Regions from separate parts of the Homo sapiens genome. Here region 1 is linked to region 2. A link is a contact called in ENCODE Hi-C or POLR2A ChIA-PET data. All regions are on one chromosome and are shown on one strand. The core of a region is the stretch at or near the end of the contact, and the rest is flanking DNA. Distances in the headings are between cores, read along the strand shown. Region 1 overlaps RAB17 (RAB17, member RAS oncogene family). Region 2 overlaps LOC105373960 (a long non-coding RNA gene).

Region 1 (6,661 bases), core at 1,403-3,902, 340 kb after region 2:
ACATGGATAAGCTGCACATCTCCAAATTCACTCATTCATTTACTCATCTAACAGGCATCTGTTGAGCATGAACCCTTTTGCAGGCCTGCGTTAGGTGGGATGGATTCTATAACCAGCTAAACAGATGCACCAAACACAGAAACACAATTGCAAGATGTGGCACATGACGTTAGCTATTTAGGGAGCCCTTCCATTTTCTCAGGGGGGTGGTTCCTGAAGGATCCCCAGGGGATACAGGGGAATTGGCAGGGGTCTGCCTGGCCCGACTCCCAGAGCTAGTGGTGAGAAGGGCCAGGGTGATGGTGAGAGGCTGTCTGCAGAGGGGGACCCTGGGGAGAGAGTCAAGGTTACCCTGTGGTGTGCAGTACAATCCTCTTCTCCATTAGCAAGGAGATCTGTACCCCTCACCCCCCAAGTCCTGATATTGGACTTGGCTTCCTTTAAAAATACATCAAAATGCCAAGGCTGGCCTGAGGGTGGCCTCAGTTGAGAATAGAGCACACAGATGGGGGCCTCACCAGGCCTGGATGTTGAGAGCTTTGTACCTGGGTGGCTGGTATTCAAGATGCAGAGAGAGGCAGCAGGTGTCAGGCCAGGTGAGCTGGACTGGGGATGGATCTCACTCTGACACGGAGGTCTGCACACTGTGGCTCTCTGGCTGTTCTTGTTGTTTTGTGAGTAAGGTTCTGTGGAGACACAACTCTACCTCTTCAGGTACTTACCCTCTGTAAATGATATTCTTGCTGTTCCTCCTCCTCTATTCACTCTAAAATGGCAGCAGGGTTGAGTGGTTGCAGCAGTGACCCCATGGCCAGTAAAACCTAAAGTATCTGCTACAGGGCCTTTTACAGAAGGACTCCATGACGCCACCCTAGCAGAGCCTGCAGGAGCCAGCGCCCAAAGGCACTCACTAGGTGAGCGCAAGCAGGGCTGAGAGATTCCGAGATGCCCGGTTGGAGCGTAGGAGGGTGCTTTGGATTCATTGAGACGTGCTTGGACGTGCTCAGCCCACAGAGAGCTGTACCCACAGAGCACCCACCTTTCTTGGGTGGGGGTGGGGGGGTGATGTGTGGGGTCTGTGAAGCTTCAGGGTGGTGCCGGGCATTCTGTATTTTACAGGTGAGGGGGATGGAGGCCCCGACAATGAGGCGCGAGGCCCTAGTTCCTTTCATTCCAGCAAGCCAGGGTCCGAGCATCCCCCTCACACCTGCCCTGCCTGTACCAATTGCCTGCCCTCTCTTCAGGGGGCCTACCAGGGTCGGGGGGTGAACAAAGCTGGGCTTGCTGGGGAGTCCTAGGCCAGGTTGGGGGTCTTTGCTTGGGGGGCAGGCCTGTATGTCTCACTCTACTCCTGGTCCTCTGTCTGGCCCCGCAGGGGCCATCCCCCTGCCGGCAGCTTTCAGATGAAAGCCAGGGCCTCCCTTCCTCCAAGCCCCTCTCTTCCAGGCCTGGGTTTATCTCCTCTCTCTGAGGGGAAGGACCGTTCTACAGGCTGGGCTCTGCCTTTCACCCAGAACTGGTGGGTGGAGTCTTTGTTCCCACTCTGGGTCTCTGTGATGGGGCCGGGGTGGGAGGCTGTGGGCTGTGGCCCGTGGCACAACGGGGAGAGGAGAACAGCCAGATTAGGTTAGCCTGTGGCTCATGAGCTGCCTTCATCCCATCAGCCTCCAACCCTGGGGTCCGCACTTTTGTATTGAGCACCTCTGTGTGTGGGCAGCTGTGCCGGGTTGCGGGGTTAGAAATGTGGAAGCTCCTTCCTTTGCTGTTGGCTGAGTCCCCTGTGGGAACCATGGTCTCCTCTGCTTCCATCCAAGTGTCTGCGTCACACCTTGGGATAATATTACAGCTTTTAGAGGTAGATATTACTGTAACTATGGATAGATGTCATGCAATTTATTATTATCATTATGTTAATTTTTTTGAGACAGAGTCTTGCTCTGTCACCCAGGCTGGAGTGCAGTGTCTCACTGGAACCTCTGCCTCCTGGGCTCAAGCCATCCTCCCACCTTAGCCTCCAGAGTAGCTGCTATCACAGGTGCGCACCACCATAGCCAGCTAATTTTTATATTTTTTGTAGAGATAGGGTTTTGCCATGGTGTGCACCACTGCACCCGGCCTATGTTAATTATTTTATTATTATTTTTTTTGAGACGGAGTCTCGCTCTGTTGCCCAGGCGGAGTGCAGTGGTGCAACCTTGGCTCATTGCATCCTCTGCCTCCTGGGTTCAAGTGATTCTCCTGCCTCAGCCTCCCGAGTGGCTGGGATTACAGGTGCATACCACCATGCTGATTTTTGTATTTTTAGTAGAGACGGAGTTTCACCATGTTGGCCAGGCTGGTTTTGAACTCCTGACCTCAAGGAATCCACCACCCTTGGCCTCCCAAAGTGTATGTTAATTATTAATCCTCATTATAATAATTACATGATCACATATTATAAATGTGGATATTGCCACTTTTAGGATGAGGAGATGGGATGTGCTCACTCCTTTAACTTACGTGCTTTGGGGGAAGAGTGATCTGTGTTGCACAAAAACCCTTTGAGAGCAGACACTCCTGCTTCTTTTGTCACGTGTGGCTTCAGCTTTTATCAAGAACACTGGGCTCCTGTCCAGGGGAGAGGGTAGGCCAGGAGCAGAGCCTCAGAGGAGAATGGGAGTGCTGTCCTCACAGGCGGCCTGGAAATGCAGGAGGCAGCACGCCCAGTGCTTGGCTGCAGGATCCCCGAGGGAGGGACAGGATGGATGGCCACAGGCATGCCACTCCTTCCCTCCGTCTGGATTTTTTCCCTGTGAAACGGGAGTGTAAACACCTTCCTGGAGTGGCCTCTCCATGAAAGGTTGCTGTCACCCTGGGTGGCTTAAGGTCACCAAGGCCGGCCCTGTCCGAGGGGTCAGCCTTCAGGAGGATTGACTCAGGTCCCTGGGGCCCTCCCGAGGGTCTGGTTCAGTCGACAGGTGTGTGGGGTGGGGCCCACAGCAGGACATGACACAGGTGGTGGGCTCAGCTCCTGGCAAGACACCGTCCATCCAGAGGAAGCAGGAAGCAGAGCCAGAAAGGGACATGGACTCGAGCCCTGAAGCTGGAAAGCCAACGTGCTGGCTGGAGCCAGAAGAGCAGGCAGGAGCAGAGGCAGAACGGACGGGAGTCCGAGGGACGGGAGTCCAAGTGAGCGCAGCCTCCCGCCCACCCCCGCCAGGGCCTGCTGCGGAGGTGGCAGCTTTAGGAGCCCCTGCTGTGTCAGGGACGGGGGCTGGACCTCCCCATGGACTGCCCCCACTGTCCTAACAGGCCACAGCAGGGGAGATTCTGTGCGCTGCTGACTTTCTGCATGACATCTTTTGGAAGGATGGTGACATCTAGTGCTTGTGTGCACATTTGCCAGCTGAAGCCACAACTAACCCCAGACTTGTTGGGCTTTTTCCAGGAAGGGGACGGTGACAAACAGGTACTGAGCACATTCAACTTGGCACCAGCTGACTTCCCTTCTAAATCGAGAACGTGGCTGACGTCCTAGAGCCCCCAGAAAATAAGTTTCCATTTCATGTTCCTTTCAATTTGTCATCAGCTCACTATTTTTACAAAACAGCCAAGTGCTACAGAGAGGGCTTCAATGAGCAGAATTGGCTGTTTATTTAAATTAAAAGGTAAAAAAAGCAAAACCACTTAAATGATATTAACATTTAGTAGAGAGGCTGGGCGCAGTGGCTCATGCCTATAATCTCAGCAATTTGGGAGGCCGAGGCGGGCAGATTGCCCGAGCTCAGGAGTTGGATACCAGCCTGGGCAACATGGTGAAACCGTGTCTCTACTAAAAAAATAAAATTAAATTAAAAAAATAAAATTTAGTAGAGGAACTTTTTTTTTTTTTTTTAAGATGGCGTCTCATTCTGTTGCCCAGGCTGGAGTGTGGTGGTATGATCACAGCTCACTGTAGCCTCAACCTCCTGGGCTCAAGCAAGCCTCCACCTCCACCTCTTCAGTAGCTGGGACCACAGGTGTGCGCCACCACACCCAGCTAATTTTTGTGTTTTTTGTAGAGACAAGGTTTCACTGATCTTAAGCTCCTGAGCTAGATTGATCTTCCCTCCTTGGCCTCCCAAAATGCTGGGGTTACAGGCATGAGCCACTGTACCCAGCCAAAACTTTATTTTTTAATTACATTTTGGCCTTAGCCATGGAGATATAGAAATGTGGTTAGTGGGTTTCTGAAAAAGGTTATGATAATAAATGCATGCTGTCTTCCGGGTCAGAGCCACGGAGTGCACGAGACTAGGTTGCCTCAAATACCTGTCCAGGGGCCCACCTGAGGGCCTTACATCTCTGCAGGGAAGGGAAGGGTCTATGTTCTGTAAATAGCCAAACATTGACTATTATTATGCATTATCATTGCTTGGACTAAAACCCATGCCCTCCTTGGAAATTTGCTGGAATTTTACATTAGTGTAAATTCAACCACCAGCCATCATTTTCCCTCCCCTCCTCCCCCCCCTTCTTTTTTTGAGGCAGAGTCTCACTCTGTCTCCTGCTGCCCAGGCTGGAGTGCAGTGGCACAATCTTGGCTCGCTGCAACCTCCACCTCCTGGGTTCAAGCGATTCTCCTGCTTCGGCCTCCCGAGTAGCTGGGACTACAGGGGCATGCCAGCACACCTGGCTAATTTTTGTATTTTTAGTAGAAACAGGGTTTCACCATGTTGGTCAGGCTGGTCTTGAACTCGACCTCAAGTGATCTACCCACCTCGGCCTCCCAAAGTGCTGGGATTACAGGCATGAGCCACTGTGCCCAGCCTCCAGCCATCATTTTCAACATGGAAAAGGAAAATATGAGAGGCTAAGATTGGTAAATGGAGGAAGAAAACCTGAATTTTATGCTCACGTTTCACCCTGCGCCAGCTTTTAAGATAAAACCAAATTCAAACTGAGAAATGTGATTTGAAGTGATGGGAAACAGAAAGATGTGGATAAAAGGCCCACGTTTTAAGACAACAAGTCCACAAAGAGCAAAGAGGACAGAAAGAAGAAGCAAAATTCATATGCCCTTTCTCTCCTTGCTCAGGCGATTTAACAGCCACCCTGGGTGAAGGGCACCATTAGCTCCTGCTATGGATGAGGAAGCTGAGACTTAGAAAGTTTAAGCAAGCTGCCATCAGATCAGCTGATGGGTGTACATTTATATTCTGGGCACGGTCTTCATTCTGGCACCATTGTCAATCCAGTGGAGCATCTGGTGTGTTCAGAGGTTTATAGCCGGTTCAGTCCCGACAGTTGCCCCATCTAAGCTGGAAATCACTGGTCCTACTGTCTGGATGGAGACTGCAGCTTTGTTTGACCTGGGGAGTTGGTCTGACTTCAAGTTCCTGGACCTGCAGGGAACTGCAGGACATGCGGGCAGAAGAGCCCAGGCAGTGGTTTCCGTTTAGGAAGAGGTTGTCTCATGATAGAGAAGCACGGTCTTGCTGCACCATGCTGGAAAGCTCTGTCCAGCCTCCTGTTCTCTGTCCAGCCTCCTGTTCTCTGTCTAGTGGGTGCAATTGAGTTTCTCCCACCCGTAAAGAGGCGATTAAGTCCTAACCCCCGGAACCTGTGAGTGCGACCTTATTTGGAGAGAGGGTCTTTGCAGATGTAATTAATTAAGGCCAACAAGATGGAACTTAGGATAGCCCTTAAGTCCAGTGACTGACATCCTTATAAGAAGGGGAGAGGACACAGCCACAGAGGGGCAGCCACGTGAAGACAGAGCCAGAGATGGGGGTGATGCAGCCACCAGGAACACCAGGGTTGCCGGCAGCCCCTGAAGCTGGAGGAGGCCTGGAATGGATTCTCCTTCAGTCTCCGGAAGGAACCAACCCAGCCAACGCATCAGTTTTGGACCTCTGGCCTCCAGAACTGCAGGAAGAAATTTGCTAATTTGAGCCACTCGGCTCATGGGACTTTGTTTTGGCAGCCGCAGGACACTCATGCACTGTCCTTGGAGTGTAAGTTTTTATTTTAAACATGTGGCTCCATTTGCCAGAATCTCCCCAACAGACCCCAAACCCAATCCAGGGTCTAGGCAGGGTAGCAGCTTTGACAGGAGCCTGTCGGTGCTGGTGGCTCCTCCATGCCCCAGACACCTTGCCTTCCCCCGCCCCGTCCTCTCCAGTTCTGTGTATAACACATTCCTGACAAGCCACACACAATGGGGCAAAACATTTTGGAGATCTATAAAATAACCATTTTAAAATCATATAACTTTGGAAAGCAAAGGGTAGAAAATCTTTAAATGAACAGTGCATTGCCCAATATGTTAAAGTGCTTGGGAGTAGTTGTGTGTGTGTGTGTGTGTGTGTGTGTGTGTGTGTGTGTGTTAAGCAGGTACATGGCTGAGTAAGACAAAGCCCCTGCCTTCCTGGGGGAGACAGGTGGAGAACGCAGGAGGCCTTGCCTCTGGGTGTGTATGGGGTGCAGGGAGGCTTCCGTGGAGGCAGGGGGCCCAGCAGCCCTTCCGGGGTTGCCGCTGGAAGATCTCAGAGGATGCCTAAGAGTTTTCTAGGTGAACAAGAGGAAGGATACCATGCAGAGGGGACAGTAGAGAAGGGTGTTGGTGGGGAGCAGCATTGGGAAAGTGGGGAGGTTAGCAGGAGGCGAGGAAGGCCTTGGAGGAGCCTATGCAATCGTGACT
Region 2 (6,557 bases), core at 1,110-3,609:
AATAGACTCCTTCCCTGCAAAATGACTACAGACTGGCTTATGAATATGCATGCGAAAATACTCAAGAAAACAGGGGCCTTTTGTGCATAAGTTCCTAAACTTGCGGGGGCAGACTGCTGTTATGAAGAGTGTCATAACTTATACATGGGCCACAGGCCTGTGCAGTAATTCACCAAAGAAGACTTCCTATGACCACACCCGTGGGGAAAACATTGGCCTTGCTGTAATCAGATGTGTGTAATGAAAACTGCAGTTGGGAGCATCTTTTCCTGATCCAGCTGTTAAAGTTAATACCCAGTTCTGGCTAAAGTTCTGGCTAAAGTACTGGAGTAAGCAGAAACTTGCATCAATACTGGTGTGTCGGGGAGATGCAAACATGCGCGAGGGATATGGCAACAGCTACGCAGAGCCTAGGGATCTCCTTGACCCAAATATTCTATTTCTAAACATTTGTATTATGGAAGTGCACATCAGAGCGTTATTTATAAATAGCAATAAACAAAACAGGCCAGGCACAGTGGCTCACACCTGTAATCCCAGCACTTTGGGAGTCCAAGGCGGGCGGATCGCTTGAGGTCAGGAGTTGGAAACCAGCCTGGCCAAGAAGGTGAAACCCTGTCTCTACTAAAAATACGAAAGTTAGCCGGGCGTGGTGGCAGGCGCCTATAATCCCAGCTACTTGGGAGGCTGAGGCAGGAGAATTGCATGAACCCGGGAGGTGGAGGTTGCAGTGAGCCGAGATAGTGCCACTGCACTCCAGCCAGGGTGACAGAGTGAGACTCTGTCTCAAAAAAAAAGTAATTAATAAAAATGTAAACAAACAGATGAAACCCCTGCCCTTCAGAGCTTATAAAAAATGTGTAGTCATTTTCTAAAAAAAGTAATTTTTAAATTGATAAAGCCATTTACAAAAGAGTATGAGGCCATTTTAATTAATTAATTAATAATTATTATTATTTTTGAAACAGAGTCTCCCTCTGTTGCCCAGGCTGCAGTGCAGTGTCACAATCTTGGCTCACTGCGAATTCTGCCTCCTGGGTTCCAGCGATTCTCTCACCTCAGCCTCCTGAGTAGATGGGACTACAGGCATGCACCACCAGACCCAGCTAATTTTTGCATTTTTAGTAGAGACGGGGTTTCATCATATTGGCTAGGTTGGTCTCGAACTCCTGAACTCAAGTGATCTGCCCACTTCAGCCTCCCAGAGTGCTGGGATTACAGGTGTAGCCACCGCGCCCAGCAAGCCCCCCCTTTTTTTTTTTTAATACAAGCATCTATCTGTCTATCATCTATGTACTTAAGTATAAATTAATGCCAAAATGTATGTTAAAGATTATCTGAATGGTTGGAATTAAGACGGTTTGTTTACCTGCATTTGCTTTTTATTCTTTTTGCTTTGTTTTTTGAGACCGAGTTTCGCTCTGTCTGCACTGGAGTGCAATGGCGCAATCTCGGCTCACGGCAACCTCGGCTTCCAGGGTTCAAACGATTCTCCTGCCTCAGCCTCCCGCGTAGCTGGGATTACAGGCTACATGGCGCATGCCACCATGCCCAGGTAATTTTTGTGTTTTTAGTAGAGACGAGATTTCACCGTGTTGGCCAGTCTGGTCTCGATCTCCTGACCTCGCGATCTGCCCGCCTTGGCCCCCAAAGTACTGGGATTACAAGTGTGAGCCACCGCGCCCGGCCTTTTTTACCTGTGTTTTCTACAATGTACTTGTATAATAAAAGAAGGTGACAAGAAATAGGGGGAAATTGGTAACAAGCTTCATGTCTAACAATAGAGGATTGGCTGATGAAGTGTATGTCACATTTATTTACAATTAATGACGCCAATGAATAGTTTTTTTCAGTACCACGTGCTAGGCATTAGATGTTCTTTGGCTGTTCTGTGCTGTACATGTGACTATGCTTTTTGTTTAAAAGAAAAGGAGAAAAAGGAAAGGAAAGGGAAAAAAAGGAGAAGAGAGAGAAAAGAAAAGAAAAGAAAAGAAAAGAAAAGAAAAGAAAAGAAAAGAAAAGAAAAGAAAAGAAAAGAAAAGAAAAGAAGAAAAACAAAAGATAGAAAAAAAGGGAGGGGAGTAAGAGCAGGAGAACTCATGGCGTCCTGGGCGGGGCTGCCGGGCTCGCTCCCCGCAGGGCCCTCGTGGCTCCCCTGGCTCGCGCGCGCCCCTAGCGGGCGTCTGGGGTCCTGCGGGCCGTGCGGTCCCGTGTCATCGCGCTGGGCAGCCCCGGGTCCACAGGGCAAGCTGCGCCCCTGTTTTCTTTCCAGGGTCCCCTGCCCTCCAGCGAGCCTAGTTGAGCCCCAGCTGGACTCCAAGTCGAGCCTCTGCAGCCAGGTGTCCGCCAGATGTCTTCCACGGCCAGCAAGGGAACCGCCTGGGCACGCGTCAGTCTGGCCTGTTTCCTGATCCAGAAAATTATTTTCAGCTGCGCGTGACCTTCCACGGGGCCAGGACCGGAAAACTAGACAGCAGTGATCTTTTTAAAACCGTGGACTCTATGAACTAGGAAAGTCCCCTCCAAACTCGTCAACAGGAATTCACTGCTTATTGGTACCAGTTTGGGAAATCATTGTTTTTTAATTAAAAATCAGGGGGCTGGGAGGAAAGGAGGGTCCCCTGGCAGTCTTGGGTGGGCTGCAGGGCTGCAGGAACGTGACAGCAGGGGCAGTGGGGCTGTGGGAGGGTGCTCTGCCCGTGGGGCCAGCTTGTGATGGGCTGGGGACTGAGCTGTGCTCTGGGGACACACAGAGATTCCTCACTCAGCTGGGTGGCCTTATGTTCCCAGGGTTTTCCCACAACTTGTCCTGGCTGGGGGGCTGAGCTTGCCAGCCTTCCTGGGGAACAGCGGGCCAGGGCAGGACTCCATCCCCAGGAAGCACAGGTGAGGCTTACAAAACAGGTGCAGGACTTGCAGACGCAGCTCTCCTTTCAGCAAACCCTGCTGAGACGCAGAGCGGAGAAAACAGGAGGTGCCCCAGTTTCTTCTCCCGGGTAAGACTGAGAGCTGTCCTTGAACCTGATCGGCCAGAGAGAGTGCTGAGGAGAACCAGAGCATCCCGTGGGGCTCCCTGGGCTGGGCTCTGCCAGGTGGGTTTCCCAGGAGATCGGCCATGACAGCTGCTGTGTTGGGCACTCCTCCAGGGCAGGGGTGGCCCCGGGAGAACTTGGGCAGGAGGGGGCATGAGTCACACAGAGGGTGGCCCACTGGGTTTATGGTACCCGGAGTTGCAAACACTCAGGTGTGAGTCACCTGAGTGCACACGTGGCTGGAGGCAGACAGCCTCCCTTGCCCTCCCCTCCTCCAATCCCAGCTCCTGATGGTTGTACCCTCTCCTGTGCTGAGGGCAGCAGAGACTCATTAGCGAACTGGGGGCCCTGGAGTCGGAGAGCTGGCTTCCAATTCCGGCTCTAGTACCCGCGCTCAGGGACACTGGGCATGTGTTGTCACCTGCCTGTGCCTCAATCTCCTTAACTGCAAAATGGACATAACCTCCAGGCTGATGAAGACTAGGAGAGCAGAGGTCAGGGATGGGCCCCTTCATAGGGGCTCAGGGCCTTTCTGTTCCTCCATTGCTTTCTCCGGCCTGGCCCGCTGTGTGAGGCTGGCCGGCAGACATCTGTCTCTCTCTCAATTTTAAAAAATTTTTTTAGTAGGGACAGGATCTCACTGTGTTGCCCAGGCTGATCTCAAACTCCTGGCCTCAGGCGATCTGCCCACTTCGACCTCCCAAAGTGCTGGGATTGCAGGGGTGGCATCTGTTGGCCTCAGGAAGCAGGCCCAGGCTGCACTCCTGCCCTTGTCCCCCACCTTCCCCGGCAGGCTGGTTTGGCGGTCCTGCCCTCTCCACCCCCACTCTCCCCCATGGGGGAACACAGGCATCAGTGGAGAGTTGCCCATTTTTCAGAAGCGGGATGACAAGCCCCTGCTGCCTTTCACCAATGCCCGTGAATGCACCTGCTTGGGAATCCTCTTTGGAATCTCCCTGAGGTCTTCTGCCCCTCCCCGTGTCTCCCTCATTAAACCACATTTTCCCACAATGAGAACGTGCCATGATGTGCGTTGATGCAAAGCAGGTCTTTATTCAATCTTGTGATGTTTCCGTAGCCAATGCCTTACTGCAGTGCCGTTTTCCATGACTTTTCACGTGAATTACAACACTTTAATTCCATTCCAGCTTAAATTGGCTGTGTTGGGTCAGGTAGAAAAGCCCACTGCCCTGGGTGACACTTTTATGGTTGGGGAAGTGGCTCTTGTCCTGGCTGAGTTGTGTCCTTGCCTCAGAATGTGACTTCACATCTTGAAGTCCTAACCAGCAGTACCTCAGAATGTGACTGGGTTTGGACCCAGGGTCTTTACAGAGGTGACTAAGGTTAAATGAGGTCACTGGGTGGGCCCTAACCCAATGTGACTGTGCCCTTATAAGAAGAGAAGATTAGGGCCAGGTGCAGTGGCTCATGCCTGTAATCCCAGCACTTTGGGAGGCCAATATGGGTGGATCACCTGAGGTCAAGGGTTCAAGACCAGCCTGGCCAACATGGTGAAACCCCATCTCTATTAAAAATACAAAAATTAGTCAAGCGTGGTGGCACACACCTGTAATCCCAGCTACTTGGGAGGCTGAGGTGGGAGAATTGCTTGAACCCGGGAGGTGGGGGCTGCAGCGAGCGGAGATTGCGCCACTGCACTCCAGCCTAGGTGACTGGGCGAGACCCTGTCTCAAAAGAAAAAAAAAAGATTAGGATGCAGGCACAGAAAGACGACCATATGAGGCAGGGAGGAAATGACAAGCCAAGAAGAGAGGCATCAGAAGGAACCAACCCTGCCGACCCCTTGATCTCAGGCTTCCAGCCTCCACAGCTGCGAGAAACGCACTTCTGTTGTTTAAGTCCCCAGCCTGTTATAGCAGCAGCTTGGGCAGACTCCGACTGCACTGCTTTATCCTCAGCCGAGCCCGAGGAGGAGGAGACAATCCCCAAACTCGATCGTTTCCTATCATTATGATCACCGATTATTCTCCTTTTGACTCACCCGACCTTCTGTGCAGAAGGGCTGGGAACACTGAGAGACGGGAGCATTTACCCACATGTGTTCACGTGCACGTGCAGCCACAGCTCCCAGCCCTGCTGTGAAAGTGAATCACTATGGCCCCGGTTAGCAGCGTTTGCCATGTGCCTGCCACATGGCCAAGGGCTGTCTTCACTGTGAGTCCCTGAAGTGTCCATGGCCAGCACTCTGCAGGCGATGACACTGAAGCCCAGAGGGTTGAGGAGCTTGCCTCGCCTTTCTTCCTTCCTTTCTTTTTTTTTTTTTTTGACATGGGGTCTTATTCTGTCACCCAGGCTGGAGTGCAGTGGTGTGATCATGGCTTACTGCCTCCCCAGCCCAAGCGATCCTCCCCCACAGCCTCCTGAGTAGCTGGGACTACAGGCACATGCCACCACACCCAGCTAATTTTTTAAATTTTTTTGTAGAGATGAGGTCTCACTATGTTGCCTAGGCTGGTCTCAAACTCCTGGGCTCAAGTGATCCTCCAGCCTCAGCCTCAGCCTCCCAAAGTGCTGGGATGACAGGCGTGAGCCACTGTGCCCAGCCTGCCTCACCATTTTTAATCGGCACAGCCAGGATTTGGTTTCAACTAAGGCAGCTTGGTGCCATCACTTCTATGCTACAACTTTTAAAAATATTGTTTTTTAAAACATTTTATTTACATTATATACTTTCACACCTATGACCATCTGAAACTTTTTTTTTGAGATGGGGTCTTGCTCCGTCACCCACACTGGAGTGCGGTGGCATGATTTTGGCTTGCTGCAGCCTCCCACCTCCAGGCTTAAGTGATCCTCCCACCTCAGCCTCCAGAGTAGCTGGGACCACAGGTGTGCGCCACCATACCTGGTTAAGTTTTTGTATTTTTGGTAGAGATGGGGTTTCGTCGTGTTGCCCAGCCTGGTCTCGAACTCCTGAGCTCAAGCAATCTGCTCTCCTCAGCCTCCCAAAGTACTGGGATTACAAGTGGGAGCCATTGCACCCGGCCTGACCATTTGAAACATTTTAAAGGTGGCACTGCTTCTTGTAAGAAGAGATCTTAGGTGGCAGGGGCAGGGCTGGGATGTAGGTGCTCTCATGGCAGGATGCACTGGGGATGGAAAGCAGCTGCCACCTGTCATGGACATGCACCTCCAGTCACCCCTGTCTGCCTCCCGCCCTGCCCCCAGAAAACAGGAAGCAAACTTCCCCGGCCTCCTGTCAGAGTGTCTGTGGGGAAGCGATTCACGTGGGGGCATGAGCACTGTCCCCAGGCCCAAGGATTGTGGCTGGGGTGGGGCAGAGAGGGATGCTTTGGAGGGCTGCTCTCTTCCCGCTGTTCCTCTGCACCCCCTTCACATTTTTGTAACCCAAATAAAGATGGGCACCCATGGTCCACCTCCGCACAGGCCCAGGAAGAAAAAAAACAAAGTCAGATCCAAGTTCACTTCCTAAAATAGCCTTGAAAAGCAATTTAGGTCCTTCTTAAATTTGTTCTAGGGGGAACCAAAGTGCAATTATGTTCA

What was found. A loop is a pair of places that touch in the nucleus more often than their neighbours do. ChIA-PET counts read pairs that join two places held with the same protein, here RNA polymerase II (POLR2A). Pooled maps may share reads with other maps.
Region 1: a pooled map shows a loop between it and region 2 (4-fold over the local background). The contact joins two enhancer-like sites. A Hi-C loop is called at or near these places in 1 of 50 pooled maps. POLR2A ChIA-PET finds 5 or more read pairs at or near these places in 3 of 52 experiments (H1, activated T-cell and activated naive CD4-positive, alpha-beta T cell).

Annotation. Positions count from the first base shown.
Region 1 is chr2:237,578,587-237,585,247 of GRCh38, reverse strand. All of the region lies in intron 2 of RAB17 (RAB17, member RAS oncogene family), which reads left to right. Among named protein-coding and RNA genes, the nearest start is that of RAB17, 8.8 kb to the left of the region's middle. RefSeq lists an enhancer at 3,047-3,681. Within about 2 kb of position 2,652, at least 20 of the 41 ENCODE cell types and tissues checked have a DNase peak (open chromatin) inside an H3K27ac peak, as active enhancers do.
Region 2 is chr2:237,919,438-237,925,994 of GRCh38, reverse strand. It overlaps LOC105373960 (a long non-coding RNA gene), which reads left to right. Exons shown (of 3, transcript XR_924046.3): 2 at 2,273-2,555; 3 at 2,938-3,109. Among named protein-coding and RNA genes, the nearest start is that of UBE2F-SCLY, 44 kb to the left of the region's middle. RefSeq lists a silencer at 2,063-2,272. Within about 2 kb of position 2,359, at least 20 of the 41 ENCODE cell types and tissues checked have a DNase peak (open chromatin) inside an H3K27ac peak, as active enhancers do.